Linked DNA regions of Homo sapiens: region 2 is linked to region 1. Evidence: chromatin loops called from intact Hi-C (ENCODE). Cell type or tissue: mammary epithelial cell. All regions are shown on one strand. Each heading gives the region's core, and the rest is flanking DNA. Links, peaks and the distances in the headings are about the cores only.

Evidence for each region. Peaks named below come from ENCODE experiments on the same cell type or tissue, not always from the same donor. Only the 100,000 strongest peaks of a DNase experiment are listed, where the experiment ranks them.
Region 2: it touches region 1 in a loop (4-fold over the local background); 1 of 110 quality-filtered maps calls a loop at or near these places.

What each region holds. Positions count from the first base shown.
Region 1 is chr6:132,391,518-132,394,429 of GRCh38, forward strand. The region is part of intron 1 of MOXD1 (monooxygenase DBH like 1); the gene reads right to left. Among named protein-coding and RNA genes, the nearest start is that of MOXD1, 8.5 kb to the right of the region's middle. In mammary epithelial cell, for the core only: a CTCF peak has its summit at 1,470 (motif pointing left); a DNase peak (open chromatin) is centred at 354; H3K27ac peaks cover 798 bases.
Region 2 is chr6:132,332,868-132,335,779 of GRCh38, forward strand. The region is part of intron 4 of MOXD1 (monooxygenase DBH like 1); the gene reads right to left. Among named protein-coding and RNA genes, the nearest start is that of MOXD1, 67 kb to the right of the region's middle. In mammary epithelial cell, for the core only: no CTCF peak of the experiment used is centred there; a DNase peak (open chromatin) is centred at 1,574; H3K27ac peaks cover 298 bases.

The DNA.
Region 1 (2,912 bases), core at 228-2,727:
TTAAAAGTTCTTTACCAGTTTTTTTTAAGTTACAATAAAAAGCATTGTGAGTCATCCATACGCAGTTTTTTTGTATTACGTATGGATCAAATACTTCCAGAAACATGACAATGTGTAATGAATTCATCCCCTTCACCAGTAACTTTATTTTAATATGGCTCTATTACAAATGAAAAATCAATAAACCACCATTCAGTTTCTTTGAAGTAGACTCTTGCCTCTCCTTCCAACACTCTAGAAATATGCCATTGGTTGCCTAAAGCCTTGAACTTCGTTTGTCAATTCAGGTGCATTGTTTCCTTGGCTGTTAGGTCTGCCTGTTTCCTCAGGCTAATTATGAAATCATCTGCTCCGCCAGGAAGAAGCACACAGCTGAAGAGCATCATCCTGTGTTCCAGCATTACTGTGGAGCATGTGTCCTTATTACTAATGCACAAAGCACGACACTTGGAGAAGTCTCTTCGTTGCCTGGAAATTGGGGGGCATAATCTGAAGACTTATAAATATCTCTTAACAAAGCACCAGCTGAGCTGTGTCAGGGTTGCACACTCTCTTCATCTCTCCCTTACAGCCTTTCAATTTGCTTTCCAAACATTTCTTTGTCGCCGTTGGCTGGGGTGTGCTTAAAAGAAGCACATCGTTAACCACAAAGAATGCTCACTGTTTTCTGTGATTTCAAATCAGTTCCAAGCACTTCCTCAGCAAGTGGCCCGGCAGCAATTACCCTGCTGCTGAAGACACTTCGCATCACAGGCCTCAGTTTTTGAGACAAGCAAGCAAGGCTGTAAGAAATGATAACATATGTTTCAGCCTCCATTCACCAGCGATTTATACCCCCATAAGAAGGGTGAATCAATTTTCATGCAAATTCAACAGGCATATTCAACAACGTTGCTCTCTTCTCTAATTCACACAAACTCAGCATTCATCGGCTGCATTACTTGCCTCAAATGGGCACTCACAGTTGCTAAATGATTCGGGCGGGGGTGGAGTTGCTCTGTGTCAAAAAGGGGCAAAGAACAAGGAAAGGACATGAATCCATCAGGGCAATGAGAGCTGAACTGATTCACTGAGACAAAATAGTGAGGTTTTGAAAAGCCAGTGCAAAAGGAGATGGCTTCCCACCTCACCCTGACACTTCTGTGAAAGATGGTGTAGAAACTGACCTCGGCAGCATTCAAGGGAAATGTTTCCACAAGCATGAGCTGCTCCAGAACAATTTATCCAATAGATTATGTTGAGATAGGCTTCACTTTACAACCACATTTCTCTCTTTTCTTTCCCATCTTGATCATACCTGTTAATATCCTCTTTGCGGAAATATCTCCAGAAGGAGTCAAAAAGGTTAAAATGGGCAGCGCAAATTTCCATATGCCAGGTCCCTGGATATAGTTTTAAAGGGCCTGTGGCCTTAAGTAAAATCTGATTTCTTAACTCCACAGGTCTGCAGGTAAATGTCACACTGCCCTCTGGAGGTAGTCTCATTGGATCTAACCCTGAATTAATGATTGCCAGCTACTGAAAAATATATGGTTGCTGAATTTCAGAAGTCTTTTTCTAGGGTGGAGAGGGTATAGAATAGGAGGACAGTTGAAAAATTACCAACTGCTTCCAACTCCTTGTGAGTGGAGTGAGTGTGTGTGTGTGTGTGTCAGACAGAGAAGGGGGTGGGAAAAGGAAAGGAGAATAAGTAAAGATTGCCCCCAATTTCAGTAGTGCCAACAGAGAAAGGATGCATGTAGACAGGAAGCTTCAAGATGGCTGACTAAATGCATCTGGTACTCACCTTTTCCAGAGAGAGGAGCTAAAATAGCAATTAGATAATCACATTTTGAATAGATCATCTGAGAGAGAATACTGGAATTCAACAGAGAAGTGATGGGAAGCACTGAAAGCAAGGAAGGAGAGGGAAGCAAGGAAGCCAGCTTAGCTGGGATCAGCTGGGAGCCCGGAGAGGCTCCTTAATGTGAGGAAAGGGTAAGTGAGAGACACCAAGTGGTCCACATTCCTGCCACAGAATTCTACAATGCTAGCCATAGGAGAGCCCCTGGACTCTCATGGGCCCTGAGACTCACAGAGAACTGCCTAGAGATCACATAATGGCATTGTTCTAGACAGGGAGCTCATGCTGAGTCCTACAAACCCCCAAGTCCTAAGCAGCTGCAGCACTGTGCCATTATGAAAGCCCCGCCCCTGCCAGAATGTGTTCTGCCTGGGGGCCCAAGAGCCCCTGCACCTCCATATCCCTGGAGCCCAACTGACACTCATCACCCACAGACACCACTGTTGGGCTGAGGCAGGAGCCACTGGAAGTGACCTTGCCACCCCAACAAAAAGGCAGCTATACATTTTCATGTGCCATCTGCAGGACTGAGGACCAGCTTGCCCAGTTCATCATGGACATCACCAACACCAGCACTGACCACTTGGGTTCCAGAAAGTTGTCCCACCACAGCTACTGCCATTGCCACAGCATACCTGCTACCCAGAAGCATGATAACCTGCCCATCCTCCTGACCCACCATGATATTCCCAGCACCTGGAGAGGCTAATGCTCAACCCACTGCTGCCACCACTGAGGCCCAAAGACTGGCCCACCTAATGTCCTAGTTCCCAGCAAAACTTCACCACAACCTCCACTAATAATCACACCCTAAACCACTGAGGAAATCACAGACACCACTGACACTGTTTACAGCTGGAAAAATTACACAGAGACTATACAACCACCCACACCTAGAGTCAAGGCCAAAGTGCCCTACCCAGCCAACACCGTAGATAAATCTTCAAGAAATGTCATCCCCTATGAAAGCAAATTCAAAAAACTGGAGCAACTGTTATATCAGATGCACAAATGATCAATGTAAGGACACAAGAAGCATGAAAAAATAAGGAAATATGGTATCTCCAAA
Region 2 (2,912 bases), core at 225-2,724, 59 kb before region 1:
AAGCAGAGTGAGGCACACACAGAGCTCCATGCCCCTTCCTGCTTGTTGGCTGAATGCTGCATTAACCCGACTTTCTGATGTGCTGGGTAACTGTCCACGGAAAAGACAAGACTTTTGTTTTTGCATTATTATATTACTTGTAATGATGACAGAGTTATACATTTTTTAATTAAAAATACTGAGGCTGGGCCGGGCGCTGTGGCTCACGCCTGTAATCCCAGCACTTTGGGAGGCCGAGGCGGGCAGATCACAAGGTCAGGAGATCGAGACCATCCTGGCTAACAAGGTGAAACCCCGTCTCTACTAAAAATACAAAAAATTAGCCAGGCGTGGTAGCGGGCACCTGTAGTCCCAGCTACTCGGGAGACTGAGGCAGGAGAATGGCGTGAACCCGGGAGGCAGAGCTGGCAGTGAGCTGAGATCGCCCCACTGCACTCCAGCCTGGGCTACAGAGTGAGACTCCGTCTCAAAAAAAAAAAAAAAAAAAAATACTGACCCTGTAATGTATCAGAGTAGCATTTAAAAAGTGTTCCTTATTCTGGTTACTTCACACATTCACATTATTATCACAATCACAGGGGGAATGCCAAGAGTTGCCTCTATTCAAAAATATTAAAATTGTACGAATTATTAAAGAAAGTCATGACCATAGAAAGTATACGAATATAGATATATTGGTATTCCTGACACTGGAATGAACATTTAATTTAATCTTGCTTGTAGCCTGGCTGTATGATGGCAGAAGAAATAAATAAAAAGAAATACAAAGCAGTGCATATGGAAGTGGAGGCAAGACACAAACATGGAAATTCCCCTGATGACATCAAACTATGTTATTGATCCCACATTCTTGTACAAAGGTGGGGTGTACAGACCCAGAATGGTGACAGGCCCGTGAGCTTACCTTCTGATGGCAAAACAGACCAGGCAAGGAGGGCCTGGCAGCCGTGGGTTATTTATTAACTACTGTGTGTATTAAAGGAACAGCCCAGAAACCAGAACACAGACAGAAAGGGAAAGACTTCAACCTGAAAGAGGAAAACAGTCTCTTCCATTAGATCAAGTAACGGGAGCTTTCAGATACACTTGAGATATCTTAGCAAGAAAAGCAGAGAACAACAATAAACAGTTGCTCAAGAGTAGCCAAAACCAAGGTGGAAATTAACACTGACCATAAAGCTGACCTTGACAACGACCGTTTTTCCTAATCTCATCATCTCTTCTTACGCACTTTATCCAGGTCAAATATGCCTCACATAGCCCCTGCAGCACAAAGAGTGCTTAATAACTATTTATTGAATTGAAATAAAATGAATACTACCCTTTCCATGAAGCCAACATCAATGAGGCTGAATCATTAAATTCATTTGCCTCTTAGTTTCTTGATTATCTCCACTATACTGCATCCCACTTCAGCTACTGAATCCCATTGTCACACCCTGCCCATGAGTACACTACCTCTGAAATTCTCTTTCTGTGCCTCTTTCCTTTCCTGTTAGCTCTTTCACACTTTTCCAGTTGCTCAGCCAGCCATTTTCTCCTGGAAGGTCACTGAACTCATCACTCACCAGCACTCACAACTGACCCAAATGCTCAAATGGTGAATCACTCCTGTCATCTGCTCCTTCTCATCCTCCACTAAGGACACTGGAGATAAACTTTATACAAGTATTCGCATGAGACTTCAAAGTTCATAACTCACACTTTTGCCTCAGAACGTCAATCTTTCTTTGGTTTTGCTCTGCATTCTGTTCAGCTCCCTGAAGTGGCTATCCTAAAACCTTTCCCAATTTATGCACACCTCCTAATCAGCTCTCAGCAAATGTCTTCATTATTTTGATGAGAGAGGAAAGCGTTTCTATCCACTCTGTAGCTGCCTGAGGGCAGAGCTGGGGGGATAGAATTTGATGCAAAGGACACAATATGATTGAAAAAATCTTAAATATCAGGAACCCATTTTATATATTCATTTTTTACAATGTAGAAAGTAATGAAACGATTCAAAGAATCTACACTTGGTGGCATCTTATTCTACTTAACTTGAGCTATACAGAGTGGGATGAGACATAGAGAACCTAAGACCAAGTGACTGGGTACAGAGATAATACCAAAAAATTCTATGTGTTGCAGAATTCCCTAGAACTTAGAACGAAGAAAATGTTTCAGAATTTGAGGCAAGAAAATCTTAGGGGAAATGTATATTTCCCTTCAGTGACTGAAAGAATGAGATCTTTGACAAAACTGTGCCTACCTGCTGATCTCTCTTCACCAGCACCTACCCTGAAAACAGATTCAGTTCAAAAAGGGCTTTTTGTGAAAGACACCGAGTATTGGAAAAAAAAAAATCCGTATGGTTTTGGAGGCTTCAAATAGCCAATTACCTAAACAATAATGCTGGCTGAAAGAAACATATTTTTTTTTTTTGCTTTATTTCCCTGTGCTGGGTTGAACAGCGTCTCCTGAAAATTCATGTTTACCTTGAACCTCAGAAGGGGACCTTATTTGAAAATAGGGTTTTTGCAGATGTAATTGGTTGAGAGGAGATCATACTGGATTAAGGTGGGATCTAAATCCAATGACATGTGTCTTTATGAGAGAAAGGAGAGAGAGATTCAGACATAGATACATACAGAGAGAAGATGGAGGCATGAAGATGGAGGCAGAGATTGGAGTGATGCTGCCACAAGCCCAGGAATGCCAGAAGCTACCAGAAGCTGGAAGAGGCAAGGAAGGGGAGTTTTTGGAAGGAACCTGGCCCTGCCTATATCTTGATTTCAGACTCCTGATCTCCAGAGCTGTGAGAGAATAAATTTCTGCTGTTTGAAGCTATCCAGCTTGCAGTCATTTATTACAGCAGCCCTAGGAAATTCATACATCCTCAATTTTCTACCACAAACTAAAAATTTGGAGAT